2 separate regions of the Homo sapiens genome follow, and region 1 is linked to region 2. The links are chromatin loops, found by intact Hi-C in ENCODE. Cell type or tissue: heart right ventricle. All regions are shown on one strand. Links, peaks and the distances in the headings refer to the core of each region. The heading gives the core; the rest is flanking DNA.

Region 1 (15,742 bases), core at 2,717-10,716, 110 kb before region 2:
AAGATGAACTTGACATGGTGTCATCTTTTCAGGAGGATAGGCAAAAAAGAGTTGAGAGTCGTTCCTGTGGGTTAACACCTAGAACTAATGAGAGGACATATTTCCATCCCAATGGGATTTTTTGAGTGCTAATGTGCTAATTAGAGCTAATTCACATTGAGGGTGATAATAGCAATAACATTTTAGTGTTTTTACAAATGTCAAATACCATGGCATGCACTTTTTTAAAAAGCATGTTATTTAGTCAGGTGCAGTGGCTCCTGGTACTTTGGGAGGCCAAGACGGGAGGATCACTTGAGCCCAGGAGTTCAAGACCAGCCCAGACAACATAGCAAAACCCTGCTTCTACAAAAAATAAAGAAGTAAATTGGGCATGGTGATGCATGCATGTATTCCCAGCTACTTGGGAGGCTGAGGTGGGAGGATTGCTTGAGCCCAGGAGTTTGAGGTTGCAGTGAGCTATGATTGCATCATTGCACTCTAGCCTGGGCTGGACAAAGTGACACCCTGTCTAAAAAAAAAAAAAAAGAACAAAAACAAAAAACTCCAAACATGTTATTTAATAAGTACAACAGGCCGGGCGTGGTGGCTTATACCTGTAATCTCAGCATTTTGGGAGCCTGAGGTGGGCGGATCACCTGAGGTCAGGAGCTCAAGACCAGCCTGATCAACATCGTGAAACCCCCTCTCTACTAAAAATACAAAAATTAGCTGGCGGGCACCTGTAATCCCAGCTACTTGGGAGGCTGAAGCAGGAGAATCACTTGAACTTGGGAGGCAGAAGTTGCAGTGAGCCGAGATCATGTCATTACACTCCAGCCTGGGTGACAGAGTGACACTCTGTCTCAAAAAAAAAAAAAAAGAAAACAAAAGAAAAAAACCAATAATAATAACAAACTCACAAGGAAGGTAACATTTTGGTTTTACAGATGATGAAACTGAATGACAGACTAGTTACACAACATTCTCCAACTCATACAACTTGGAAGTGTTGGAGTTGGGATTTGAAATCAGAAAGTTTGACTTCATATCTTGAGATTTCAATTACCATTCTATAGGTACTTTGTATGCACAAGCAGTCAGTGTGCAAAGTTTTAAATAATGGTTTTGCTTTATTTTCTATATGATCAAAGAGGCTTTAAACGGGCAGAATTTAATTGTACAGTTCATTTCATATGTGGGCAGGGTCTAAGTCTGGGAATATGAATGGGACTGGAGATCTTTAAGAGTAAGCCTTGCGACATGTCAAGTTGCGGGTGGAGGATGCTCATTTATCAACAGCTTGCTATTTTTGTTCTGTTTTCAAGATGAAGAATTCTATAAAAATCACATGACATGTGATTCTTAAACCAATACAGAATTTTATCACCAGCTCAAACAAAAGTCTGTTCAGATATGTTATTCCACTTGGTGTTCATCCATATTCAGTCATCTCAGGACTTTAAAATAAATAAAAGTCACAGGCTCTGCATGCTTCTTTCCAGAAAGTAGAATCTGTATTCTTTAGATGCTGGCTGAAAGGGCTAATTTCAATGAGTACCCCAAAAAAGAAAGCATTTTATTGCCTCATGAACATTATAATTACTTGTTTACACGAATATGTTTTATTCATTTAACCATCTCCCAACCATACTAGCAGAATAACTACTTTAAGAAAATACCTAGTAAAACTGTTGAAAAAAATGAGCCATCAATGGATTTGTCCTTAAGCGACTCTAGCCATCTCTGTGTTGAATTTTCACGGTTTGAAGCAGCAACTGCAGAAAAGAGGGCATCTGCCTCAGTCATTGATCAGCTGGCATGCTCTCCATGCAGGCAGAGGTTCACCATTACTTCTGTTGCGAAATGTCCCCAACAACACCGTAAAGCCAGTCACTTCTTCAATTTACTGAGTTAAGCTGATCATGGTGGTGAGTGCTTATAGTCCCAGCTAATCAAGGTGCTGAGGCAGTGGGACCACTTGAGCTCCAGAGTTCAAACCCAGGCTAAGCAAAACCCCTGTCTCTTAAAAAAAAGATATATATATATATTTTAACTGTATATATATAGTTTTGTATACATATATAAAACTAAAAGAAAAAAGTAAAACAAGAAAAAATTTACTGAGTTACTACACAGTTAAGAACACATAAAAGGTGACCTCAAAATGTGGATATTCACATCTGTCATCCTACTTTTCATTGAATATTTAAGCAATAAAGTGTAATGATTTGAAATATATGCATTAAATTGAGAAGCATTGTTAATGTACCAGGGAAGGCAGGAGAATATTTTAATGAATTTGAAATGGCTAAAAGGAAGCTTTGGGTCCTCAAGGAAAGATGAATTTTAAGCAATTTCTCACAGTGTGAATCGTTTATAAGTGATGCATTTTGATGCAGAGGAAGTGAAGTTCCCAGAATAAAACCACAAATCTCCAAGAATACCCTTAGTCACCAACATATTGCTTCTTTCTCAAAAGGCAAAAATCTAGCACTTTGCTGTAGCCAGATCATGTACCACACATGAAAAATGCATGTATATGTTACACCTCATCTCCAAACTTACCTATGGTTATTTGTATCTTATACAAATTACAGTTTCCCTGACATATATCTAAAATATGGAAAACTCTTCAACTCCTTGGAAATACATTTTTCTTATAATTAGACATTTCTTTTGTCCATTAATAGCAAGAGCGTCTTGTCAAGGATCATGGAAGCAGAACTGATTCAAGATTAAAAAGATCCGTAAAAGTCACATGAGATGTAATTCTTAGAACCAGTATAGAGTTTTATCACCAGCTGCTAGGAAAAGTCAGTTCAAATATGGAATGGTTCAAATATGTTATTCTACTTGGTGTTCGTCCATACCCAGTAATCTCAGTATTTTAAAATAAATAAGTCATAGGATCTGCGTGCTTGTTTCCAGAAAGTAGGATTTGTATCCTTTAGATGTTGGCTGAAAGGACTAATTTCAATGAGTACCCAAAAAAAGAAAGCTTTTTATTGCCTCATGAGTATTATAATTACTTGTTTACATGGATATGTTTTATTCATTTAACCATCTCCCAAGCATATTCACGGAAGCAGAACTGATTCATTCAAAAGAAAAAGCCAATTTGGGATGGGGGTAGTGGGAGGAGATCTCTTCAGATCTCTCAGTTTTAAAGTCTCTGATGGTTGGATATTTGTAGTTTTTCACTGATTTTTCTCTCTGCATAAAGAGCTAATAGCTCATTGTCTATAAATATTTTCCAACATTTTGTTTTCCAAAATGGACTCATTTCTACATAAAGACGTCATGGAAAGATGGTTTTTCTTCCTGAAGGGTTAGGTCAGCCCTGGGAAGAAGTATAGACCTTGGCTCCTGTTATTCCTCTTTAGATATCCCAGGGTTCCAACAGGAAGTTACAAGATACCTGCACTACCTGTAAAGTTTATTTAAAATGATTGGAAGGCTCTCATAAGCATTGGAGGGGAAGAAAAACTTTTTTTCTACCCTCTTAGGTGAAGTGCCTAGGAGCCTGTGAATTAAACTTACAGCAGACAGACTAGCAGGAGAAAAAGCTTACAAAGTTATTTATTTTAAATTTTGCTTGCACAAGGGTGTCATAGAAAGAAATGAATACCCCAAGGAGTGATGAGATTTGATTTTCTGTATCATTTTACTACAGGAAAGGGAGGTGGAGAAAAGGCAATATTGAGAGAGCAAATGACTTCTTTAAAAAAAAAAAAAAAAGATAAATGGGTCCTTAGGAGAATAGATGGGAGATATGACAGTTTGTGACAATGTCTAGAAGAGAAGAAAGAGTTGCTCCCAGTGGGAGGAATTTGTGACAGCTGAGTTCTTTTGGGAACCTCTGCTTTTAGTCAGATAAAGGATTTCGGGAACTCAAATGCCTTCAGCTCAAAATAACTCTTATGGGCTGGGTAGGGTGGCTCATGCCTGTAATTCCAGCACTTTTGGAGGCCGAGGCAGGAGGACTGCTTGAACCCAGGAGCTCAAGACCAGCCCAGGCAACATAGCAAGACCTCGTCTCTACTAAAAATAATAATTTTTAAAAATTAGCCAGGCGTGGTAGTGCATGCCTGTAGTCCCACTACTCAAGAGGCTGAGGTGGGAGGGTGACTTGAGCTTAGGAGGTGTTTGTCCCACTGCACTCCAGCCTGGGTGACAGAGCAAGACCCTGTCTCAAAAAACACAAATAAAACAAAAAACAAAAAAACACCTCTTATGGCAAAGTGGCATATTTTGGGGTGGAAAACGCTGATTCCTTTCAGCACGCATCATTTGCTCATGTTTTACCCAATATATGAAGGGCATTACCGGAAAGGAAAATACCTGTTTACTCTTGGCCTACTGTGTATCTGGTGTGGCTTCATTCATTTATAAGATGTTCCACCAGGCTCTTGTAGCCCATTCTCAACAACAGTAGCCTTCAAAGAAGGAAGTATATTCTGAGATTAGGACTTGTAATTTTCACGTGACAATTTAGAGAATATGTAGAAATAAGAATACACATTCAGAACGTGTTTGAAATATTGTTACAAATGTTTCTGAATTTTTACAATTTTCAAAGAAACCTGCATGTAGAAAATATGAGGGTGCTATTCATCAGTCAGAAGACATGTGATTACATCGTGCAGTGCTTAACACATGCACTTTACAGGTCCTCCTACCAGTAGGAGAAGACACCAAGACTCCAGGTCCTCCTTTACAGAAGTCATTGTGGCATCCACAGGGTAGGAAAGCCCCATACTCAGCAGTGAGCAATTTTATACATTTGCAAAGCAAATCTTGTACTAAAAAAAAAAACAAAAAAATGGGGTGGGTTGAGTAACAGTAAACTATCATAAAATATACATCTGAAAAGAGATTCAGACATACTTTAGAAAAGAATTAAAGTCACAATATATTTGCCACCTCAAATTAAATTCATTTGATTATGGGGTTGGTGACTTCTTTCATTAAGTGATGGGGAAATAGATCAGTTCTATCAAGCACTGCCAGTTTATCACTTACTATCTCAAATCTTTCAGTTAGACACAAATAGAACTTTGTATGACCTTTGCTAATGGAGAGCAACAGTAGAAAATTATTCATCCCACGTTTTGGGTACTTACTATTAAATATGCTTGTTTGCAATGACCTAGGAATTCACAACATATGCAAGTACAAAACCTACCTTATTGTGACATCTGGCCTCAGGAAGAGAAAGAACTTGGTGCCAGTGTTCTTTGACTCTTGACCCATCATAACGGGCTCAGTAACCTCTCCCCTCAGATGATTCCCTGAGACCCACCACAGGGATATCTTCTCTTCTTAGTACCCTCTTCTCTGAGTACCCTCACCCCTCAAATGATATCCTGAGACTCACCTCAAGGGGGATCCTCTCTTCTCAGTCCCCTCTCCTCTCAAATGGTGTCCTACACCTGCCTCTGTAGAACTTGCTTCTGTCCTTCTCAGATTTTTTTTTTTTTTTTTGAGACGGAGTCTCGCTCTGTTGCCCAGGCTGGAGTGCAGTGGCACAATTTTGGCTCACTGCAAGCTCCGCCTCCCTGGTGTACACCATTCTCCCACCCCAGCCTCCCAAGTAGCTGGGACTACAGGCGCCCGCCACCACGCCCAGCTAATTTTTGTATTTTTAGTAGAGATGGGGTTTCACCATGTTGGCCAGGATGGTCTCGATCTCTTGACCTCATGATCCGCCCACCTCGGCCTCCTAAAGTGCTGGGATTAAGGCCTTCTGAGATTTTTATTTGTTCTTTTTATCCCTTCTCCCATACTGAGGGAAAATAAATGTTTTGGTTTATGTAGTAGGACCTGTTATGTATGTTTCAAACATAATGGCCCCATATAATAGCTTTGAATTTGGATTCCGTTAGAGTTGGAAAAAGAGAAAGTCAGCACTCACTTGCATGTGGGCGCTTTCTTGCTCCCTCTTTCTTTGTGCCCTCCCCTTCCTCTCTCTACCCCTGCTTTCCACCTCCCTTTCTCTCTCTCTCTCAAAGTACCAAGTCCAGTGCTGTATTCTCAGTGCTCATCTTCACTGACCTATTAGCATATCTTGGCGGGGTTGCCCACTATCTGCTCCTTAAAGCACTTTGTTCACTTGGTTTTCAGGATACTGAACAGTTCTCCTCCTTCTTCTCAGTCTCCTTTGCTAGCTGCTGGCCTGCCCCAAGGATCCGTCCTTGGCCTGCTTCTTCTTTCTATCTACACTAGCACTGTTTGCCATCTCATGACTCATGATTTTGAATTGGATCCATGTGCTAACAACTCCAAAATTTATTTTTCCTGCCTGGACCTCACTTCTCAACTTCAGACTGCCTACATGATACGTCTGCATGGGTGTCTGATCAACATCTTGAACTCAACATGTCTAACACTGATCTCCTGAGCTCCCTCCTCCAAAATATCCCTAGTCCTCCTAAGTTCATCCTCATTTCAGTTAATGACAACTCCATTTCAAATGCAGAAGCCCAAAACCTATCATCCACGGTTTAGCTTTGTTTTCCCTCCATTATACCCCATTTCCAGTCTGTCATGCCAGCTCTACTTTCAAGATGTAGCCAGAATGGGACAGCTTCCTACCACCTCTGCTGGTATTGCCTTGGTCCCAGCCTTCCTTATCTCCCATGCGCATTACTGCAGGAGCCTCCTAGCAGGCCTCCCTGCCTTGGTCCTGGACTGCCTTCACTCCATTCTCAACATAGTAACCAGAGTGATCCTTTCACTCATGGTGTATCATGACACTCCTTCCTTTGAAGTTCTCCGGTAGTTCTTCAATTCACACAGAATAAAGGGCAAAGACCTTACAGTGGCCTTTCCTTCTTCCTCTTTTATTTCCTGGACCTCATTTCCTAATGCTCTCTCCCTTAATTCCCTTCGCTTCCTCTTAGGAACCTTTGAGTTTATTAATCCCTCTTCTTCAAGACGCTTCCTCAGATATCTTCTGGGCCTGCTTCCTCACTTTCTTTGGTTTTTTACCTAAATATTGCTTGTCAGTACTACCCTTAGATCTGGCAACTGGACCCAGATCTGTTGGGACAGACAGTTATCTCTGGGTTTGTCAAGTTTCTGCACAACACGTATTCTGATCAAAGGTATGAACAGCTCATTTTCCCTGGACTCTCTTTTCCAGGTATTTGCATGTCACTCACAGCAATAGCAGTAGCCACAATAACATCATTCTACCAGTTCTCTGAGGCTCAATTCCAAAAGGATGTGACAAGGGGCAGGTATTGCCTATTAATGCAGTCAGGTGTGTTACAGGAGAGTAACACTGAGGTTAGGAAACACCGAGATTAGGTTGTGTAGGGGCTATTATGTAGCCTAGAAAAATAGAAATTTTTCTCTTAGGGGCAGATTTATTTACTATCCAGGATAATAAAGGTGATAAAGACCAGATGTTGGGCAGATTTGCTGGTAGCTCTCATATAAATCGGAGTTTCCTAATCTCAGTGTTACTCTCCAGTAACACACCAGCCTGCATTAACAAGTAATACCCAGCCCTTGTTACATCATCCTTTTGGAACTGGGGCTCAGAGAACTAGTACAAGGATGTTTCTCTGGCTACTGCTATTGCTGTGAGTAATAAATTGTCTTTTGTCTATGACCCAGAAGTCTTGTGTCTTCTGCCAATATCCATGAAACTGGCAGGCCAATGTCTTGGCTTGCAAGTAGGGTAAAATTCTGACCCTTCTTATTTCTAACACCTGTTCAGAGCCTTTGGTTTTAGAGAGCCCCACTTTAGCCCTCTTCTAGCTGAGCCTTTGTTTAGAGTGAGCAGCTCGTAGGCTCACCTATAACCTGTGCCTCCTCTTCTAGACCATGTTCTGGTATCTGAGACTCCAGAATCCCCTTTCCAAACAGCCCTGAGAGTGTTACCAGGCATCCATGAGCCTTTCGTGGGTAGACTATGCTGCCAGAATGTGTATTCCTCATCCCAAGAGATGACCAAGGGCTGGCTGATTTTGGGGGTGGCAATGAGAGTAGCTTGAACACACAGGCTAGGAAACTAGTTCTCAGGTGTGATTCCTCGACCAGCATCATTAGCTTCACCTGGGAACTTGTTAGAAATGCAGATTCTTAGGCCCCACCCATTTCTGTTTCTACCAAATCGGAAACTTTGAGAATGAGCCATTTGTGTTTTAACATGCACTCTAGGAGATTCTGATGCCCACTTATGTTTGATGATATGATGTACACTCAACAGACTAGGTTATCCACATACATGTGCATAAGGCGCCTATCAATGCTTGTGGCAGACAGACCCTAAGGTGACCCCCAGTGATTTCCAGCTTCTGTTATTGATATTCTTGTATAATTTCCCTAGTTAGAGCATGGGCAAGACAGTAACTTGCTTCCAAACAACAGAATATGACAAACTGATGGGATGTAACTCCCATGATTACATTACATTAATAAGACTTCGTTTTAGCAGACTGGAGCTGAGGCCCTCCTTGTGGGTCGATGAAGTAAACAGTCGAGTTGGAGAAACCCACATGGCCAGGAACTGTGGGCAGCTTCTAGAAACTGGGTGTCTTTTAGGACATAAGGAAGGCAACAAAAACCTGGTTCTTTAGTTTTGTGCCTCCAGAAAGTGAGTTCTGCCAACAGTCTGCATGAGCCTTGAAACAGTTCTCCTCTGGTCCAGCCTCTAGATGAGAGTGCAGTATGGCCGACACTTTGACTGCAGCTTCATGAGACCCTGGGCAGAGGACCCAGCTAAGCTGTGCCTGGATTTCTGATCCACAGAAACTCTGAGATAATAAATATGTGTTGTTTTAAGCAGCTAACTCTGTGGTCATTTGTTATGCTGCATTTGAAAGCTAACACAGGGCAGGGCTCCGTGTGAGAGGAGAGGATGGGATGTATATTTTTTTTTGTGCTCTTGCCTTGCCTTGGGTTCTGCAAGTGTTGGTGATGGTCTGTCACGGCCCTTCTATTTAAAACGGTACCCTTCCCCTACTGCCTCCTTCCCTCCCTCCCTCCCACCTTCTTTCTCTTCTTTCTTTCTTTCTTTCTCTTTCTTTCTTTCTTTCCCTTTCTTTCTTTCTTTCTTTCTTTCTTTCTTTCTTTCTTTCTTTCTTTCTTTCTTTCTTTTCTTTCTTTCTTTCTTTCTTTCTTTCTTTCTTTCTTTCTTTCTTTCTTCTTTCTTTCTTTCCTTCCTTCCTCTTTCCTTCCTTTCTTCCTTTCTTTTCCTTCCTTCTATCCATCCATCCTTCCTTCTTTCTTTCTTTCCTTTTTCTTTCTTTCTTAGACAGAGTCTTTCTCGTCACCCAGACTAGAGTGCAGTGGTGCAATCCTGCTAGTGTTAAACTTCTGGCCTCATATGATCCTCCCATGGCAGCCTCCCAAAGTATTGGGATTATAGGCATTAGCCACCACACCTGGCCTGGATTTTTGTGTGTGTGTGTGTGTGTTTTTTTTTTAGCAGCTATTTCCCTCTTTCATGCTATATATATATATATATATATATATATATATATATATATAATATATATACTATATGGCATGAAATTAGGTATATATATACAATTATATATATAAATATATATAATTATATATATATAACTATATAATAAACTATATAATAAATTAGGTATATATATATATTTATTTTCTTCATTGTCTCTTCCCACTCCTTCTAAATGTAAGTTCTACAGGCCCAAGATATTTTGCTGTTGGTCACTGCTTACTCTCCAGCACCTAGAACAGGGCTTGACACACAGTAGAGGTTCAATCAGAATTTATTGAATAAATAAAGTAAGCTATAATGTTTTTGAAAGTCTACTGGCTCCTGGTAAATGCTCCACTGAAATCAACAGGTTTTTCCTACTGTCTTTCCTTATTATTAGGTAATTGCATGAATGATAAAAATAAATGAGAAGGAAATAATTTCAACAAAGGAGTAAGCAAATGAAAAAATGTACTTCATTCCCTGCCCTTCCCCCATTAAAAATAATACATTGACTCTGGGTTTGCTGTTTTTACAAGACCAATTGGTTTATCGATCAATATTGCAATTGAATGTAACCCTTAATTTCTATCAGCCTGTCTCTTCTCACTCCCTGGTGGCCTGGCTGCTGTGTGTTTGTGTGTGTGTGAGCACATGTTCACAGAAGGAATCCAAGAGGAAGAAAAGTCCAACTTCCTATAAATCTGTGCCCCATTTTCCTTTCTCTCTTTTCTTAATTACAAGGCTGTTTCTGGCTCAATCATTTAAGCCAAAGAACTTTCCGCTTTGAGTCAGGCACACGGTCCAAGGAATGGTTTATAGAGCAGCTTGGTTGTCCTCCCTATTGTAAATCTAAATTTTTGTCTGGGTAATTGTTTTCTGTTGTTCTCTGCCATTTTTCTCTTGATTAAACCCTTTGGAGAGGCAGCCTGATGCAGAGAGTGCCCTGGCCCAAGAGCCAGGAGGTGCAGCTTCTGATCTTGGTTTCACCACCACTCTGCCACTCCCTTCTCAGGTCCTCTGTTTGCTCACCTCTTTCTTACCCAAGAGGGTTGGATTAGTCGCCCTTGGAGATCCTGCCCAGCTCGTTCTTAAGAAGCCTGTTTAAACTCCTTCAATAGGTGATGCTTTTTAAATATATATATATGCGTACATACATATATACAAATACATGTATTAAGCTATTCCTTAAACTATGTTTGCTTTTTTATTTCCTATGAGGAAAGTCTGCAGTCAAGTTAGATATTTTCATTTTTTTAAGTAAGTCCTAAAATGCTATTCTAGATGCTGATACTTCTCGTTTAAAGAATGACTCTGCATACTCACATAAGTAATTTCTCCAATCTGAGATGACTGTGGTCATACAGAAGGAAGTCAGGATGAAGAACACAGAAGAAAGCAAACTAAAGGGCCTGTCACATAAAGGGATCCTAGTCTAGTGACAAAGAGCCTACATGTTGTCACAAAGATTTGGATTCATTTCCCAGTGCAGTCCCTTATTAGCGATGTGACCTTTAACTTCCTCAAGTCTCAGTTTGCTCATCTACAAAATGGTGGAAATGGGGGGCCCTCGATGGATCTTGTGATGATTGAGTGGCATGATGCAGATGAATTGCTTATGACTGTGCTTGGGTACTATTATGGCAATGAAAGAGAAAAGCGAGATTCATTTATCAATTTCTCATGAAATATGCATTTAATATCCCCTGTGCTGGGCCCTAAAGTAGGCACTAGTGAAACAGACACGAAAGAACCAAAGTCCTTTCCTTTGTGAGTTTACCACCCTATTTTCGTTATAGCAGTTAGGTGTCAAGTAACTATTTTTAATGCATTCTTTTACCCAAAAATTTGTTGTACTTTTGTATGCTACCTACCACAAAGTTAAAAATAGCTTTCTGGAGCTAAGGAAAGATGAGTAGGTTGAAGATAGAAATAAATATGTAAGTTGACGGAATTTGGCTATCTGGCCTGCATGCAAATCTGAAGCATCAATTGTACCTACTAAAAAAGACCGAAATTTTGCTAATGAGACAATAAATGTTTTAAATGGTTGCTGCTTTTGGTCCTTCTTTATTTACTAGGATGAAAGCTTAAAGATTTGCATAGCAGATATACAAAGCAATGTTCATTGTTTGGTTACATTTTGAGGAAGAACAGGTTAAATGTTTTGCTTACATTTGCATTGCTGCTTTCAAAATAACTTAGTAGAGCATTGGGGAAAATGCCAGCAGTGCTTACCTCTTCAGTTAGCAGATCCTATTTCCGGTCTCTTGTGGCTTGGATGTTGATGATAACAAGACAGGCTTGCTGAAAGGAGTGCAAAGTGCATGGGGAAGGGTGCATGTCCTCCATGGCAGGACTTTGACAATCCTGGTGTCTGTTGCTTAACACCATGCTTCAGACCTCTAACTGATCTGATTTCAGCTCTTGCCATTTTAGGTATTTCAAAAAATAAGGCACAAAATGAAAGCTTTTAATATGTTTGTGTTTATTTACATATATATGTGTGTGTGTGTGTATCCTATCATTATCTATCACCTTTACTCTGCCTTATTTTTCTTCACAAACTATGACATTTTATATTATGCATAATCATTTACTTTTTCTCCTAGCTAGCATTTAAGCTCCTTGAGGGCAGGGGCTTTGATTGTTTTCTTTATTGCCGTATCCCCATATCTAAAACAATGACTGTTCATGGAGAGCACTCTATAAATACATGCGGGGAAAACAATGAATGAATGAATAAATGAATGAATAGTATTGAGTGCATATAGCATTATATCCAACCAAGCAGGTGGTAGCAGCATGGACGTTTCAACTTTTATAAGAAATGAATAGTTTAAAAATTTTATAAATTATTTTAAAAGCTCCTAAAATTAAAGAAATGCTAGGGTGATAGAATTTTCAGTACTCTACCACTGGTATTAAATGTTGTTCCCAACACTGAAATCCTGAAGACAATTTTAAGCTTAAGAGTCCAAGTGTGTCAACATAAAGATAGAATCTAGGGTAGAACTAAGTTACCCTTCTTAAGAAAGAGAGGAAGGGGAAAATATGGGAACTGGGGAGGAAATTATTCACAAAGAGTGAGCTCCAGAAGGAAAAATAAATAGGGAGAGAGGACAATATGCCTGGAGGCTGGAGAGATAAACATAGGACAAGAGATGCTTCTAATGTTTTCCCAGGAAATGCTATAAACCAACTCCTAGCTTCCCCTATGAAATGATTAGTAAATTCTGCATTGCTCATTCAAACTTTTATGGGATTAGAGTTTTGTTATGGGAGAGGTTAAAAGGAAAGAGGTCACTGGACAGCTGATGTATATTTTACAAAGAAATAGGTATTCATTTTCTCCCTGTCTCCACTAAACAAATATTGAGGAAATTCTTACAGACTATCAGCATGAGATATGCAGCTGAGCCATATGTTTTGAGTGTCCCTGTTCTTCTGCTGTCTTGATTTGGAGGTTCCAACATACTAGAAGAGATGAAAGGGGACAATGTAGCCGAATCCCATGGGGATGATCTCTTAGATTGCCATGGACTCTTAAGCTTAAAATTGCCTTCAGGGTGATTTTCAGGGTGATCACAGACCTTGGATTGGCAACACCTGTTCAAATTATTTTAACCTGGCAAATCAAAGCCTCATTTATAGAAATAAAAATGACAATAATTTGGTGGCATTTTCTTTTATAATGCACATGTGGCCTGCTCTACTTAGCTAGTTCATCGAGATTTATGAGAAAACATGTCCGTATTCTTGTTGCTTAAAAACATTATTCTGCATGTTGCAAGTAGTCACTGAACTCAACTTGTAAAAGGCTGATTTCCTTCCCTGAATGTGCCATCTCCCCAAGTCCTCACTTATAGCCTGCTAGGGTTTGAAATATTGATGAGTACAAATCCATTCATCTCCAAATTTCAGTGGCCTTTCAATGGAGAGTATTTTTAGCTTTGTTGAGAATTTGGGGCAGAGGAAATCACTTTCAGAAATAGCAGATTATTCTTTTAGTTTTGTAGAACTCGAGATGGAATCTGTAAAATGAATCTTTGAGTCCTTGCTGGCCTTATACTAATACAGTAGTATAAGATCATTTCTGTGTAAGTAACTGAGAGAGTAATTTAAGAGCGTATCCTTTCTGCAGAATCTAATCTTAATACAAATAGATGTTAAAATTCCGATAATCAACTGTTTAGGTCCTGTGTGAATACTATCATATATTATTAAACTATCTCTGGCAGCCTGATGTGGTGACTCACACCTGTAATCCCAGCAACTATGGGAAGCTGAGGTAGGTGGATCACTTGAGCCCAGAAGTTCGAGACCAGCCTGGGCAATGTGGTGAAACCCCATCTCTACAAAAAAATAAAAAAATTAGCTGGGTGTGATGGTGTGTGCCTGAAGTCCCAGCTGCCTGGGAGGCTGAGGTGGGAGGATCACTTGAGCCTAGGAGAATGAGGCTGCAGTGAGCTGTGATTGTGCTGCTGCACTCCAGCCTGGGAGACAGAGCCAGACCTTGTCTCATAAATAAATAAATAAATGTAAAAATGAAAAAAGAATCTCTGTCATCTTAATGGATACAGTAACGGCTGCTACTTAGCTTTTTGAGTTTTGAGATACATTCACCCGTACATTGGTGAAGTCCACTCTTGATCAGACTTGATGGCTAGCTCATCATTGGCCATTTTCTCAGATTTCTAATCTTCCAAACCCGTTTTCTACGTTCCCTAATTTAGAGCACTTGCTCAGCTGGTTTTGTCCACCTGCACTGCTGTTACCCTCATTTCAGCTTGTCAGATCTCACCCATATTGTTGACAGTGAACTCCTGATTTTTCCCCTGGAAGTCATCCTCCTTTTTTTTCTCAACTCTCACAGCATTTTTAATCTTTTTAATGTCCTTAAAAAGCAGCATCATAATTTAGAGTTGGAGAGGACTTAATGAATGTTCTAATACAATCTCCACATTTTGTAGCTGTAAGCACTTGAGGGATGAGGAGATTGGCCTGAGCTAGTATCTTATACATGGGAAAACCAGAAAAAGAACTGAGGTTTTCTTACTACAGCCCTGTGATCCTTTCTCTGTATTATCAGCCCTTCACCTTCTGCAGCACATTGCAGTTATTCATCCATATGTCTTATTGAAGAGACTGTTTAGAGGCTTATTTTTAATTAAAAAGTTAACATTTTTAAATTAAAGTTTCAGGTTTAGAAAATTTCCACTTTTAAGTGAAGCTTGCAAGTGTTATACTATTTATAAAATTAACAAACCATTACTTTTAAAGCGACTTTGATAAATATGATATTTAAATAGTATGATATTAACTGATATACACATTCAATTAATATACTCAATTTCATATTTAAGCACTTCAATTTTCTATTTGACTAGCCTTCCTAAGTACTTAAATCTTATAAATTTAAAAGCTAAGTATATAAAAAGTGAATCTAAAAATTCTCTTTAGCTGTTTCAATATTACTTACAAATTTAGTAACATTTCCACTTAAAAATCCCAAGTTTAAGCCATTAACCAAATTAAACATTTAAAATTATAATTATAAGCCTGATAGTCTCTCAATAGACCATATTCTTTCGATCATAATATAAAATAACAAATATTCAAGTGCCTTGTCACAAAACGACTAGTTCTATGATTTTGCTTTATTTATTTCTTCATTCAATAATTATCTAAAATATACCTGTGTGCCAGGCAATACTCTAGGCTCTAGATAAACATTAGCAAACAAAATAAAAATTTCTATTCTTGTGAGGCTCAAATTCTAAGGAAGGGGCAAATAGTAAGCAACATAAATTAGTAAAAAACATAGGCCAGGTGTGGTGGCTCATGCCTGTAATCCCACCACTTTGGGAGGCTGAGGTAGGAGGATCACAAGGTCAGGAGTTCAAGACCAACCTGGCCAATATGGTGAAACCTTGTCTCTACTAAAAATACAAAACTTAGCCAGGCGTGGTGGCACATGCCTGTGGTCCCAGCTACTCAGGAGGCTGAGGCAGGAGAATCGCTTCAACCCGGGAAGTGGAGGTTGTGGTGAGCCAAGATCACACCACTGCACTCCCGCCTGGGCGACAGAGTGAGACTCCATCTAAAAACAAAACAAAACAAAACAAAACAAAACAAAACAAAATATATATATATATATATTTGGGTAAATGTTAAAGAAAAAATCAATGAAGGCAGGATGTGAAATGTGAGGGATGGGTGGAATGGTGGTTGCAGATGATGCTACCTTTTTCTAGGATTAATACTCTGCACAAAGACCTTATTAATTAATTTAGG
Region 2 (15,742 bases), core at 4,647-12,646:
CATCACATAAAGATTACAACTATTGGCTGGGCATGGTGGCTCATGCCTGTAATCCCAGAACTTTGGGAGGCCAAGGTGGGTGGATCAACTGAGGTCAGGAGTTCGAGACCAGCCTGGCCAACACGGTGAAACCCCGTCTTTACTAAAAATGCAAAAATTAGCTGTGCTTGATGGCACATCCCTGTAATCCCAGCTACTTGGGAGGCTGAGGTGGGAGAATCTCTCGAACCAGGGAGGCAGAGGCTGCAGTGAGCCGAGATCTTGCCACTGCCTTCCAGCCTGGGTGACAGAGAGATGAGACCCTGTCTCAAAAAAAGATTACAACTATTGGCAGGTCATTTTAGCAATGCAATCTGCATATCTTACTCTAAATTACACATTTTGTTAGAAATCTGTTCTTGAACCATAGCAAACAGAACAAAGTGCATGCTTTAGGATGTGTCTTCATGATATGCCATGCCGTTCACAGTGGCCAGTGTAGAGGGAACCCAGGGATCTACACGGCTCTTCTGTCACTGTTCATTGTTCCAAAATTACGTGTAAGCTTTAAAGTTGTTCAACATCAACCCCATCGTCCTCCTCTCACTTAGTATTCAATTTGAGTGGAAGTAGTGTGATAAAGGAAGATGGTGGTAAGGTTGAAAAGTGACTTAATATGAAATGTGAAACAACTTCTTCAAACCTAGCATTCAAATGTAATTTCAAACTATAACAATATTTGGCAAAATCTTATGGCTACTTTTGATAACTTCTAAGCATGGTAAAATTCTTTATGCTACATTTCTGCTTGACTTTCAGTTCACACCAGAGGGTATATTCATGTACACACACATTATATATATAATATATATAATACATATCCATCCATTATATATATATATAAATTAAAGCAAACCAAAAATGACAAAATCATGTCTTTCACAGAAATCATCCCATTTCACCTTTGAATGTGAAGACTGACAAATTGCTTAAATGAAAATGCTGAGTACAGAGATGCTTTTTTTTACAAAGCGCTTCATCAGTCATTTCCCCCAGAGCATGTATCACCACCACAAGGCTTTGAGGTGGATCAACATTTTTCAAATACAAGGGCATTGAGAATTATGTAATAGCTGGTAAAATACCAATCCATAAGGGGAAAACAGTGTAGGGAAAATGGCTGTGCTTTAGTCAGGAGTAAGCTGAGGTGGTGTTGCAAAACTGAATGGCCTTAGACATACTAACTGCTGCCCAAGGAGGCACCTGTATCCTTTTAGGAACACGATGTTGTACCTTTATCCCTGACAATTGGCAGAACATAACAGCAGTTCTGCAAGGGGTCTCATGGGAAATTAAGTTGGTTGAGAGCCTTATTGATGGCCCCCTGCAGAGACGGTGGGCATCCCTGGTCTCTGGCCTATGCTGGGCCCTAAAAGTCATAACTAGTATAGCTGGGATCCTAGTAGTGAGCTGTCGCTCTCTGTATTGTTGTGGGTTATGGATCCAGGGCTCTGCCCTATGGGCATGTATCCCTACCTGAAAGACTTCCCTTGGCCTAGGGGGTAGAGTGTAAGGTAAATCGTTGTGCTTTAGTCAGGAGTACGCCAAGGTGGCCTTCTGGTGCACCATGACTCAGAGGGTTTGGAGTGCAGGCACACAACTGTGCACATTATGTAACCCCGCCACATGAGGCACATTGTGACCACTCACATGAGCTTGTGCTTGGCTTGCAGCCACTATTGTCTGTAAAAGGTACAACTACCCAGCTGATGCTGTACATATAGCTCACATCCAGAGAAAGAACAAAGCCATGTCAAAACCGCCTGTGATTCCTTGAGTGTTTTTCCAGCTACCCACCACCTGCCCACCGTCTCCTCTCGGACCTCAGCTTGGGCTAGAATCTGACAATTGGTGCTGTAAGCAGGATCATGAGGTGAGTGAGCCTTTGGTCCCTGCTGATTCCAGGTCGGCCATGTGGCCAGAACATGGGCTGTGGTACCCAGTGGCAGCTGTACTGCTCGGATGGGCTCTGGTGGAAACCCGGGCAGTGGTAGATGGGTCATGCTTCAGTGCACAGACAAGGCACTGAAGCAGCTGGAAGCACAGAGCACCAACAAGGAGAGAGCCTTCGAGGGCTGGGTCTGTTGTCTTAGCTGGAGATCCCCACTCAGTCTGATACCGTGGAGGAAGGACCCCTGTTGTGGGCTTGCTCAGTGGCCTGTCGGAAGGTAAATCATGAACAGCCATTGGGGCCCCAAGGGTGGGCTCAGGGACACCCCTCCCCCAGCTCCAGGTAGCTCTCTTCTTTGTTAACCGTGCAACGGTTTTGTCATTTGAGCTAATGGGGCACAAATGCCCCCCAATATCCCAGGAAGCCCACCCGAGTGGTAACACAACACAATTCATATATTTCCTATACCCCAACTGAGTTGCAGGAATTAGGCAAGTAGTGCCGCCAGTGTCCAGGGGAACCCCTGCCCAACTGCATGCTTCATTTGTGGGATGAGGGAGCAGACAGTATCCCTGTTCTGCCTCTGGGATGGAAAAGCTGGCCTCCATCATGACTCCCCTCCCTCCTTCAGTGGTTGCAAGTAAGCAGGTGGCTAGTGGCAGGGCAAGGTTACCACACCCTGATTGAGTGGCTTTGGGCAGCCATATGGACTGTGTGAAATGACATTGGTGAAATAACTGAAACTGTGAGTAAATGGCAGTCATATGCTGATTTGGTGCAAGTCATCTGGGCGATGGTTATATGGCAGGCTATGTTTGACCTGAATACCCGGGGGCCAGGTGATGAATGTTTACCTCTGCACCCCCGAGCACCTTTGGCTTCCTAGCTGCTGTCCTCACCCTGTAGGTAGGGCACCGCATACATGAAGTGACCACTGCTATAGCAGCTCTCGGGGAAGCAGAAGGCCATCGGTGGGACTGAGGGGTCCACACCATAAAGAAGAGGAAGGTGCCCTGCCCACAGGGGGCTCCCGCATGGGCAAAAAGGGGGCCCCAATGAGTGACACACTCACAGATGTGGGTAGATTTGATTTTGTCCAGGGTTGACTGAGAGAAAATCAATAAACTGCCCAATGAAGTATTCTTAACTTTGTGGAGACACTTGTCTCCAGAGAAGCAATTCTGGAAAATACCAAGGGGAAGAAGGACATTGCTGCGTGACCCATTCCCGCCCAGGTGCTCCAACTCAAGGACTACTTGCTGCAGCCAGGCTGAAATGTAGAGCCTTTTCTGTTTGATTAGGGAACTGGCCAATGTGCCCAGCTTGGGGGGACACCAGATGACCAGTGGCCACATGTAGAATTAGCAATTCACTGGTCCCCCACTAACGTACAGCGGGTGTCAGTGCTGGTAGATATTGGCACAGATTGTAGCCTTGTGTATGAGAATCAGATAAGTTTCTGGGCAAGGCTGTTACATTTATGTTTATGGAGGCTGGTTACTGAAAGTGAAACCTGTGTCTCTGTACCTCGGCATTGGCCACTTGGCTCCCTGTTTATATACTGTGTATGTCTCCCCCATACCTGAATACATCCTGGTGGTGGACATTTTACATGGCCTGGCGTTACAAACTACGGCCAGGGAATTCAGACTCCTAGTGCATCTGGTGAAGCTGGTGCTGCAAGGACATAGGCATCACAAGCCTCAGGTCCTGTCACAACCCCAACTGGTTACTTCCACCCATCAATACCATTTGCTGGGTGGGCATATGAAGATAACTGAGACAATTTAAAAGCTGGAGGAGGTGCAGATAGTGTGTGGCATCCACAGCTCCTACAATTCTCCAGTGTGGCCAGTTAGAAAGCTTGATGGAACTAGGCGGATGACGGTAAACTATCAGGAACTGAATAAAGTAACACCCGCTTTGAGTGCAGCTGTACCGTCAATCATGGATTTGATGGACTGCTTGACAATGGAACTGGGACAGTACCACTATGTGGTGGACTTGGTCAATGCATTTTTCTCCATCGACATTGCTCCAAGAGCCAGGAACAGTTTGCCTTCACGTGACAAGGGCAACAATGGACTTTTACAATGTGGCCGCAGCGCTATGTGCATAGCCCCACCATATGTCATGGTCTTGTTGTCATGGATTTAGCCACTTGGCAATGTGCAGAAGGGGTCCACCTATTCCATTATATTGATGATATGTTAACCTCTGATTCTCTTGTAGATTTAGATGTGGCGGTGCCTCTCTTGCAGCAACATTTGGCAGCATGCAGTTGGGCCATCAATGAATCCAAGGTCCAAGGGTCTGGATTATCTGCCAAATTATTGGAAGTTTCCTGTCTAGGTAAGATGATGGCCATACCAGAGGCTATTATTGACAAAATTCAGGCATAGCCCTGGCCCACCACGGTGAAGCAGCTACAAACTTTTGTGGGCTTCCTGGGATACTGGGGGGCATTTCTGCCCCATTTAGCTCAAATGACAAAACTGTTGCACGGTTAACAAAGAAGAGAGCTACCTGGAATTGGGATATGGCTGAGACCGCTTTCCTGGCAGCCAAGTGGGCTATTCAGCAGGCACAAGCCCTATGGGTAGTTGGCCAGGGGCACCTGTTTGAGCTGGATGTGCATGTGAGCACAGATGGTTTCAGTTGGGGCCTGTGGCAGCATACAGAGTGCCTGAGAACACTAGTAGGCTTTTGGTCTTAACTGTGGAAAGGAGCTGAGCTCCAACAGTCCTTGATAGAGAAACAGCTAGCAGCTGTATATGCAGCATTTCAGTCTTGTGAAAGTGTGACAGGATGGGCTACAGTCATCATGTGGATGGCTTACCCAATAGTGGGATGGATGTGTTCATGGATAATGCCCCCCTGGACTGGGATGGCACAGACATCTACTTTGGCAAAGTGGGGCACCTACTTGGAGCAGCAAAGTTTGCTGAGTACAAGACCCTTGGCAGCAGAATTGCAAGAGGTCTTGGGACCTATAGTCCTAATGCAAGAGAAGGCTATAGGGCCTGGGGCACCCCTAGACCCCAAGCCATCACCGTTTAAGGAAGGGTACCCCCCATTCCTGATGGGGCATGGTACACAGATGGGTCTAGCCAAGGATCTAATGCTGCCTGGACCGCTGTTGCAGTCCAACCTAGTACAGACACCATATGGTTTGAAACCAGGTGTGGGCAAAGTAGCCAATGGGCTGAACTTACAGCAGTATAGATGGTGATCACTAAGGAGCAGATATCTATGGTGATTTGTACCGATAGCTGGGCAGCCTACCGAGGCTTAACCTTGTGGTTAACTACTTGGAAAATACAAAATTGGCTAGTCAGCCACTGACCTATGTCATGGAGCCAAGTGATGTGGCAAGACCTCTGGGAAATGGATCATCAGAAAGATGTAATTATTTATCATGTGTCAGGCCATATGCCTTTGGCCACCTTTGGCAATGATGAGGCAGATGTCTTGGCCAAGGTCCAATGGTTAGTCGGCACCAACACAAGATGTGGCCTTCTGGCTACACCAGAAACTGGGACATGCCAGGGGCAAACTGATGTAACAGGGCAATAAGTGTTGGGGTCTGTCCCTGCCCATGCAAGGTATTTGGGAGGCTCGTCAGAAATGCCCAGTATGTGCTTGGTCATACCCTAAATGGAGGCAGCTGCCCACTTTTACACAAGTGACAACAGGGCGAGTGATCTTGACCAGGTGGTAAGTAGACTACATCGGTCCGCTGCCAAAATTGCAAGGGTATACACATGTGCTAACAGCTGTGGACATGGCCACAAGCCTGTTGTACATCTACCCTTGCAGGGTGGCCAACCAACAGCACATCCTCCGGGTCCTGCAACACTTATGTGCCCTGTATGGTTGCCCTCTGGCCATAGAGAGTGATAGAGCACCCATTTCACTGGACAACAGGTACAACAATGTGCACAACAAATGGACATAAAGTGGGGATTCCATGTGCCATACAACCCACAAGCTGTGGGTATGATTGAGCAATATAAAGGGCTCTTGAAGAATGGGTTACACTTGCATGTCACACCCGTCTTTGCAGTGCTGGAGTTCCAAGCTGGACCTGGTGGTTCAAACCTTGAATGAACAGCCATGGAAAGACCGCCCAGCCCTGGTGGAGGCTTTATTACACTGGGCCACCACCCCTATTCAGTTGCAGATACACACTAAGGATGACCTCCTCCGACCAGGTATGGGGACGAACGGTAACCTTTTGTTGCTTGCCCCAATGCCCCTGAAGGGAGGGGAACAGAAAACCTGGCTCTGGCCATGGACCCTCCAGGCTCCCCACTGCTGGTGGTTGGCCGTTGTAGCTCCCTGTGGGGAAGACCTACAGTATGACTTGCATGTCACTCCTTGGGCATTCAATACATGTCACCCTTGGTTGATTGTTCTTAGGGCAACAGCCAGGGAAGAAACGCTCCTCTGGGGGACATAAGTACTGTCTGTGTGGCCTATTATGAGCTTCCCCTTGACTTTGGCATAGATACCGGACCCATAGGAACCATGGGGAGCTGAGAAGGTGTGGTACCATCGCCCAGGGCAGAAGCTCTTGGCAGCTGCATTGTTATCCATGGATGAAAAGTTAGCCTGTATTTTGCCTGAGGGACGTCACTTACCTCTGTTAGTAGCTGTGCCTGCTCTGTCATTTTGGCCATAGGTTAACATGCTCCAACTGCATTGTAAACTGCGCCCACACCTGTGCTGAGGTGATCAATGTTTCCAACTTTCGGGTCTGCACTGCCCTTCCAGCAGCAGCTGCAGATGACTTGCCTTGGCATATACATTCAGTGTCTACAGAGAACTGGACATGGCTGGAGACTTGGGGTCCCGTGGTTGACATCTGGAATGCAACGCAGCAAGCTTTGGACAAAGGACGCTGCAAGATCCATGGTGCTCCCATCATGTGGCTGGCCCATAGCATTTATGATGGCTGGGGCTGGCTAGCGGGGGAACATGTAGTACCCCCAGCCCAGGTGTCGCAGAGCATAGAGCAACACTGGGGTAACACCACTGTGGGATAGGTACCCATCACAGCCTGTGTAAACATAACACATGTCACCATACTGAAGGTATGCTGGAACAAGCAGCCCCCAAGTTTGGGCCCCAAGGGACTTTGTGCCCCCTGGGAGTTTATGGGTCTGTGGGCACACAGGGTGGCCTTACCTACCAGTGAACTGGACGGAATGTTGGAACTGGGGGTGGCCACTGTTCTCTCCACATTGCCCAGACACTGCATAACTGGAAGGCGCTACACTCTCATTTTTTGTGAGTGCGACGAGCTCCCCAGTGGTTCTACCCCTTGACAGTGACTATCCCTGCGGCGGGTGTCACAACTGTAGAAGCACAAGTTACTGCTCTTGCAGAGCACACCACTCGGGCTCTGAATTACACCCAAGTGGCCCTCCTCCTGTTAATGGATGAGGCTGGTCAGATGAGAAAGGTGGTATTGCAAAACTGAATGGCCTTAGACATAGTAACCTGCTGCACAAGGAGGCACCTGTGCCCTTTTAGGAACACAATGTTGTACCTTTATCCCTGACAATTGGCAGAACATAACAGCAGCCCTGCAAGAGGTCTCATGGGAGATTAAGGTGGTGGAGAGCCTTACTGACAACCCCCTGCAGAGATGGTGGGCATCTCTGGGCTGTGGCCTACGCTGGGCCCTTACAGTCCTAAGTAGCATAGCTGGGATCCTGGTAATGAGCTGTTGCTCTCTGTAGTGTTGTGGGTTATGGATTCAGGGCTCCACCCTATGGGCACGTATCCCTACCTGAAAGACTCCTCTCAGCCTAGGGGATGGAGTGTAAGGGAAATGGCTGCATTTTAGTCAGGAGTAGGCTGAGGCAGCCTTCTGGCACAGCATGACTCAGTGGGTTTGGAACGCAGGCACACAACTCTACACATTATGTAACCATGCCACGTGAGGCACATTAGGTGACCATTCACATGAGCCTGTGCTTGGCTGGGATCCATTATTGTCTCTAAAAGGTTTAACTACCCTGCTGATGCTGTACATATGGCTCGCGCCTAGAGAGAGAATAACGCCATGTCAAAACTGCCTACGATTCCTCAAGTTTTTCCAGCTACCTGCCACCAGCCCACCAACTCCCTTTGGACCTCAGTTTGGGCTAGAATCTGACAAACAGTAACAAATAATTCTTTTTTCTTGAGTTCAAACCATGAATAATTATTTACTCTGCATTGTAATTATAGGGTTGTCATTCAGAAGACAAAGTCTAGGCAAATGGCAGGTATCTTCTAAGGACTAACATTTTTAAGTAATAATGCTCATTTATAGACATTGCTGGTAGGCTCAGGAGCTGTTATTTTGTTGATCTTCATTTTGTTATTTTCTTATCATCAAATGTTTTATTTATAACACTATTATATTTTTTTCTTTCTTTCTTTAAAAGATGTATTTCCTCAGGAAGGAAGGTTTAGGACTAACTGAAAACTCCCATTTCGTAGGTAGATGATGAACTGAGATAATGGTTAAGTGACTAGTTATAAAGTCTAACCCAGTAGAAGTTTCCAAAGTCTCTCTGTGAATTGTTTTGTTAGCTATTTATGAAAATTATGGTAGACAAAACATTGAAAATAAAACTGCAGGGCCACAGAACACCTTCTGGTTATAAATACTTGAACTTTATCTGGGGTTATTTTGTGTGTATGTTTTCATGCCAAGGGAAAAACTCCACAATCCTAATAGATGGAGTTGTTTTCCTACTAACCATATATCCAGTAATGGACTTTACCCTCTTTCTTCTTTTTGATACAGAGCAATTACACATACATATGTGTGTTGCTTCTGAAAAGATCATGCACCTTGCTTCCTGCAGATTGGGTATCCATGGATACCGCAAAGAGTTTCCAAAGAAACACTGCCTAGAATTTTCACCATGCCAGCCTCGAAGGCCTTCAAATGGAAAGTGACATTTGAATTAAAGGGACAAGCATCATTGCTCCACACCAAAACACTGGGCAGGTTTGCAGAAATCGTATTCTTTTTTGCACTATTCAATGTAAAGGCAGACAGGGTGGATTATTTATCCTATAAAAGGGAAAAGAGAGGAAGAAATCGGGTTGATATATTCCCTACCTGAGGCTCAATGACCCCAGTTCCTATTTATATTTCTCACCTGATGATACATGCTTTTACAATAAAGGTCTCAAGATTTATAAGTCAGACAGGGAAAAATATACAAAGGAATACAAGTTGCATTTTTATATGCCCCGGTTTATATCTCTAAATGACAAAAAGTATTGGGAAGAGGGGCAGAGCCTATTAGTAGGTTTACAAGCCTATGATTAGAAGTCTGAAGCAGTCTGCAGTGAAATTCAAAATCTGGCTCAAGAGAGTAAATCTGAATAAGGCAGCAATTTCATCTGGGGAGAGAATACATCACTAGTACATTTTCTTTTCTGGATTCTTATCACTAAATCAGCTGAAGAATCTGTTCTTAAAAGCAATCATAATGAAATTTTCTATTATTCAATGAACCTAGCCTTCGGGGATATCGGTAATTAAGTCAGAATAAGATGATTTTAAATCTCCAATAAATATTCTAATATTTTAGGTGTTTAATATTTATTTATTTAGTTCATAAACAGGCACTGCCACCTCCAGTGTTCATCCATGGCACTTTCATGACCGCTTCCTGTTCTGTGGCTTCTTTTAGTGCCCAAGTTGTATCACATTTCTTGCTGAAGTTCAGACAATTGAAAACAAACAGACTCACATCTAGGGAAATCAACAGACCAACAATGGCAAAACACAATACAATGAAATGGAAAAATAATGTTTGTTACAGGAGTGCAGCAATTTAGAGAGTGTCTCAGGAGTGTGGCTCACTGGCAGCTGCAGCTATGTTAGTGCTTCTTTCTGCCTCAAGTTCAGAAACAAGCTGGACTATCTCAGGGTGATTGAATTTTCCTGCAAAGCAAAAGAACAGGGAAAAATACATTCCCATATTGACAAGAGAGTATATTCATTTCCCCAGCTTGATCCCAGGGTTCACTGGGGGCTCTAGTCTACGATCTGACCCACACTTCATTCCAAAGCAGAAAGAGATTCCAGGTCCTGGGAAGGGGCTGAAGGGGACCACTTGGCATTTACGCTCTGTCACCCCAGGTGCAACTGAGAATAAGGATGAGACTCAGGCAAGGAATCATCAATTAGGCAGAGGTAGGGGAAACTTCACCAGGCTCCTCAGTGCCTCTACCAGGAACTATGGGAAAACTCAGGTGTGAGAGCCCAGAAAGCTGAAGACAATCTCTGCCCATTCCAAACCTGCAATTAAGTAAGGAGAATGAAGCACCTATATATGAAAAGACAAGGAGGAAGATCAGAGGGGCTAGGCTGGCTCATGATGTAAACAAGGATGCAGGTGTCTCTCTTGTAAACACCTCTACACTTCAATTGGCTGATCTGTGCTGTCATCCCTGCTCCTCAGACCTCCCCAGATTTCTGCTTTGGTAGCAACCAAGCTCTAAGCTATTGTATGTCCATGACGGCTAGCATGGGGGACTGTTCAACCCAACATCTCTTCTCTCACCGTCTTTTCTTGCCTGTGTCTGTTGTTGCTTACTGTTCATTCCACATTAAACTCTATTCCATTTATTTCCTATCCTCAGCCTCTTACCCGAATGTTTCCTTCCCTTTCTTTTTAGATGCTCCACATGAAAGGGTCAGATGAAGGTACCAACAGTGGGTTTCCCTAATATTAACATTAGTCACTACACTGAGTAAGCCAAACTAAAATGGACTCTTGTTGAAAATGGTGTTGAGTACCTGCTGTGGAATCATAGAAGTCTTGCAGTCTCCCAGGTTTGTGTTCAAGGTCTTCATATTCAGATGCTTGAAGAATCATTTCACATTGGTCTAGCTGCTTCACAAATTTGGCTTCTGCACTAGATTGGGTCTCGTACTCCTAAGTAAAGGGACAATTAAAGCAGCATGATTAGCGCTGCATAATAGGGTATCCTGGGAAAATTCTGACTCTGGTACCCGAAATCAGAGTGACAGCTACAAGTACATTCTGTATCGGCCCCATTTCTCTACTGTTTAGAAATCCATCAGAGACACTTCTGTAATTTCACAGCCTAACACCAGGACTCTATACAAGAAAGATGTGCTCTCCATTCTAAGTATTCTACCAGAAGCCATGGAAATCTTGTATGTTCATCTTAGGTACTTTCAAGATCTTTTCTTCCTGTTTAATACCGTGTCTTCATTTTAAGACCATTGTTCTTTAATCTACCTAAGTAGTTTAGATATTTTTAACATCAAGCTGATATTTCGTCTTATGCCTCTCAAACCTGTATTTCCCTCTCCATTTCATGTCAGGTTTCCTTGTCATTTCTAAGTGTATTTCTAGCTTTATCATTTACTTTTGGTTACCACTTTACCTGGGAATCTCTGTGCTTACTTTCCACATAGGGTAGATTTAATTAAGTCCCTCTGAGTTAAGACTATTGAGGATAGAGCCAAGATCTGAGGATTTTACATGCACCGGTATGTGCATGTGTTGCAGGTGGGAGGTGGTGAATGTGGTGGGGGGAGCAGTTTTTTTACCTTTCCCTTCCCACTGGTCCCTCCCTCTGCAGTGCAGACTTGGAACAAGAAGCTCCAGGAGTTCTGCTTCTTATAGAATGATGCATGCCACCCAACCACAAGTCCCAATTAATACTATATAGATTCATTCTCCTATTAAGAACAAAGTGCTCCCAACTGGTTTCCCTGCCAAGTTCTTGTTTGTAATTCTACCCCAGATGTGTTCAGATAACAAACCTGTCATGGTTTCTTGGCAGGGTGATGTGATATGAATCAATTAAAGGTTTCTTAGTTTTTATTACACGCTTATTCTTATAAAGGCAGCTACTTGGATTTGATAAAGCTGAGAACTGTATGGGGGAATCATTTAAATATGGAACCAAATACACTTTGCTTTATCTCAAAGGCACTTAAAAATAATTTCATTTTATTTGTTTATTCACATTCACAGTTATATATTTATGTTTAATAAATTCAAGTTCATGATTTCACAAAAGGAAATGGAATACTCCAAGCATAGCAGTCTAGAAATTTTTTTTTCTGTTGAAAGTGAGAAAAATATTTAAAGACCATTAGGAAATACAATACATCTTATTACAAGTTCTCATGAACTTACAGATTTCTTTTAAAAGAAATATAAATTATTGAAATTTTCCCTCAAAAATTAATGATATAGGCATTCTTCAATAAAAAGGCAAAGCACACAAAATAATACTACAGACAGAACTCTAGGGGTGAGAAGAATGCATGGCATTTGGAGAAATTATTGCAAGTAGCTTTTAATGTCAGGAAGAGTTAGGTTCAGATTTGCATTTCAGAAAGGTCACTCTAACTACAGGTGGATAATATCTGGATTGGAAGCAGAGAAATCAGATTCTAAGACTTTGTAGCACTAGCAGAGACGTTATAGGAATCTGGTCTAAGACAGTAGCAGTGAAAATGGAAAGAAGTGGTAGGATTTAAGAAATATTAAGGATAAAGAAGTGAACTAAAATATAAAAGTAAATGAGAAGGAAAAGTGAAAATGACTGCCTAGTTTCTGGTTTGAGTAACTAGGTTCATGATAAAATAGTGAGCAAAAGAGAAGAAACAGACAAAACCTGACACAGCAAAGAAACAGCAAAACCCAAACAAAAACTGGGAGACATGACATTCCCATCAAGTCCAAATATGTGCAAGTAGAGACAAACCACCTCCAGCCATAAGCCCTGCATGCCATCAGCATGGGAGTAAGAGAGGATTAATGTCTGATGGACCTGAGAATAGGAGAATCTCAAAAGGGCCAACAGGTATTCTCTAGAAATCTCACATTTTAAGAACAGTAGTTGACACTGGGAGGGATCTTGCCCACTCCAATAGTGGATGAGCACAAGGAGCTTACATCAAAGACAGCCCAGCCCTAGTGAATTTTCCAATCTGACCTGCTGGGGCTGCTTTCCAGGAGAGGGCCCACATGAGGAGAAACTGCTGGGAAGAAAATCAAAATTGAGTGGGATACAGATAACACAGATGAAGAAAAGACCCAGATAAAAATGGGGAAGGGGAACGAAACCAGGAGGACATCTCTAAAAGAAAGCCACCATATTTTTTTAATGCTACATTTAAAAAAAACACAACAACAACAACAACAAAAGCAGAAGCAGCTCTGTGAAGTTAAAAATGCAACTTGTTCTCACCACAAAATATAGTATGTGAGGTAATGCACATGTTAATTAGCTTGCTTAGCCATTCCACAACATTTATATATTTCAAAATACCATGTTGTGAGCCATAAACAATTTGTCAATTTAAAAATAAATAAATTAAAAATAACAAAGAAAAAGAGCAATTTGAACTAAATTTCCTTTCCAAGTTCAGTAAAACTAATTGCCAATCAAAATAAGCAACAGAAAAGCACAAAGGTCAGATCCTATACAGCTATCCCATAAGATAAAAAGAATAAGAAGCAAAATAACATCTCACAGGCAATTTGTGTCAAAAAGACATATCAAAAAGATAATTACATTTTAAAAAGAGAACTCGAATCTATATTTCAAAAAGAGATAAAAGACATTAAGAAAATGATACAAGATGAGATTCCCGGGCAAGATGGCCGAATAGGAACAGCTCTGGTCTGCAGCTCCCAGCAAGACCAAGGCAGAAGGTGGGTGATTTCTGCATTTCCAACTGGGGTATCCGGTTCATCTCACTGGGACTGGTTAGACAGTGGGTATAGCCCATGGAGGGCGAGCCAAAGCAGGATGAGGTGTCGCCTCACCCAGGAAGCGCAAGGGGTTGGGGAACTCCCTCCCCTAGCCAATGGAACTCATGAGGGACTGTGCTGTGAGGAAGGGTGCATTCCGGCCCAGATACTGTGCTTTTCCCACAGTCTTTGCAACCCACAGACCAGGGGATTCCCTTGAGTGCTTACACCACAAGGGCCCTAGGTTTCAAGCACAAAACTGGGCAGCCGTTTGGGCAGACACCGAGCTAGCTACAATTTTTTTTTTCATACCCCAGTGGAACCTGGAATACCAGCAAGACACACTGTTCACTCCCCTAGAAAGGGGGCTGAAGCCAGGGAGCCAAGTGGTCTTGATCAGTGGATCCCACCTCCACAGAGCCCAGCAAGCTAAGATCCACTGGCTTGAAATTCTGGCAGCCAGCACAGCAGTGTGAAGTCAACCTGGGACACTCGAGCTTGGTAGGGGGAGGGGCGTCCGCCATTTCTGAGGCTTGAGTGTAAACAAAGCTGCTGGAAGTTCCAACTGGGCGGAGCCCACCACATCGCTGCAAAGCCGCCGTAGCAAGACTACCTCCCAAATTCCTCCTCTCTGGGCAGAGCATCTCTGAAAGAAAGGCCGTGGCCCTAATCAGGGGCTTATAGATAAAACTCCCATCTCCTTGAGACAGAGCACCTGAGGGAAGGGGCAGCTGTGGGTGCAGCTTCAGTACACTTAAATGTTCCTGCCTGCCGGCTCTGAAGACAGCAGCAGATCTCCTAGCACAGTGCTCAAGCTCTGCTAAGGGACAGACTCTCTCCCTGACCTCCATGCTTCCTGACTGGGAGACACCTCCCAGCAGGGGTCGACAGACATCTCATACAGGAGAGCTCTGGCTAGCATCTAGGGGGTGCCCCTCTGGGACGAAGCTTCTAGAGGAAGGAACAGGCAGCAATCTTTGCTGTTCTGCAGCCTCTGCTGGTGATACTCAGGCAAACAGGGTCTGGAGTGGACCCTCAGCAAACGCCAGCAGACCTGCAGAAGAGGGGCCTGACTGTTAGAAGGAAAACTAAGAAACAGAAAGCAATAGCATCAACATCAACAGAAAGGACAACCACACAAAAACTCCATCCAAAGGTCACCAACAGCAAAGACCAAAGGTAGATAAATCCACAAAGATGAGGAAAAAACAGCGCAAAAAGGCTGAAAATTCAAAAAAATAGAATGCCCCTTCTCCTACAAAGAATCACAATTCCTTACCAGCAAGGGAACAAAACTGGAGGGAGAATGAGTTGGACAAATTGACAGAAGTAGGATTCAGAAGGTGGGTAACAACAAACTCCTCTGAGCTAAATGAGCATGTTCTAACCCAATGCAAGGAAGCTAAGAATCTTGATAAAAGGTTAGAGGAATTGCTAACCAGAATAAACAGTTTAGAAAAGAGCAAAAATGACCTGATGGAGTTGAAAAACACAGCATGAGAACTTCGTGAAGCACACACAACTATCAGTAGCCAAATCAATCAAGGGGAAGAAAGCATACCAGAGACTGAAGATCAATTTAATGAAATAAAGTGTGAAGACAAGATTAAACAGAATGAAAAAGAACGAACAAAGCCTCCAAGAAATATGGGACTATGTGAAAAGACCAAATGTTTGACTGGCGTACCAAAAAGTGATGGGGAGAATGGAACCAAGTTGGTAAACACACTTCAGGATATTATCCAGGAGAACTTCCCCAACCTAGCAAGATAGGCCAGCATTCAAATTCAGGAAATACAGAGAACACCACAAAAATACTCCTCAAGAAGAGCAACCCCAAGACACATAATCAGCAGATTCACCAAGGTAGAAATAGAGGAAAAAATGTTAAGGGCAACCAGAGAGAAAGGTCGGGTTACCCACAAAGGGAAGCCCATCAGACTAACAGCAGATCTCTCTACAGAAATCCTACAAGCCAGAAGAGAGTGGGGGCCAATACTCAACATTCTTTAAAAAAGGGCTGGGCACGGTGGCTCATGCCTGTAATCCA

Evidence for each region. Hi-C counts contacts between places; a loop is a spot of excess contacts. Peaks named below come from ENCODE experiments on the same cell type or tissue, not always from the same donor. Only the 100,000 strongest peaks of a DNase experiment are listed, where the experiment ranks them.
Region 1: a loop joins it to region 2, with 2.2 times the contacts of the local background. A loop is called at or near these places in 11 of 110 quality-filtered maps.

Annotation. Positions count from the first base shown.
Region 1 is chr6:125,163,070-125,178,811 of GRCh38, forward strand. All of the region lies in intron 1 of TPD52L1 (TPD52 like 1), which reads left to right. Among named protein-coding and RNA genes, the nearest start is that of TPD52L1, 17 kb to the left of the region's middle. In heart right ventricle, for the core only: no CTCF peak of the experiment used is centred there; a DNase peak (open chromatin) is centred at 6,149; H3K27ac peaks cover 844 bases.
Region 2 is chr6:125,266,354-125,282,095 of GRCh38, forward strand. HDDC2 (HD domain containing 2) reads right to left here. Exons shown (of 6, transcript NM_016063.3): 5 at 10,749-10,887; 6 at 8,997-9,890. The coding sequence ends at 9,793. It overlaps LOC124901395 (a long non-coding RNA gene), which reads left to right and starts at 1,762. Exons shown (of 2, transcript XR_007059736.1): 1 at 1,762-1,912; 2 at 4,163-9,567. In heart right ventricle, for the core only: no CTCF peak of the experiment used is centred there; no DNase peak of the experiment used is centred there; H3K27ac peaks cover 1,214 bases.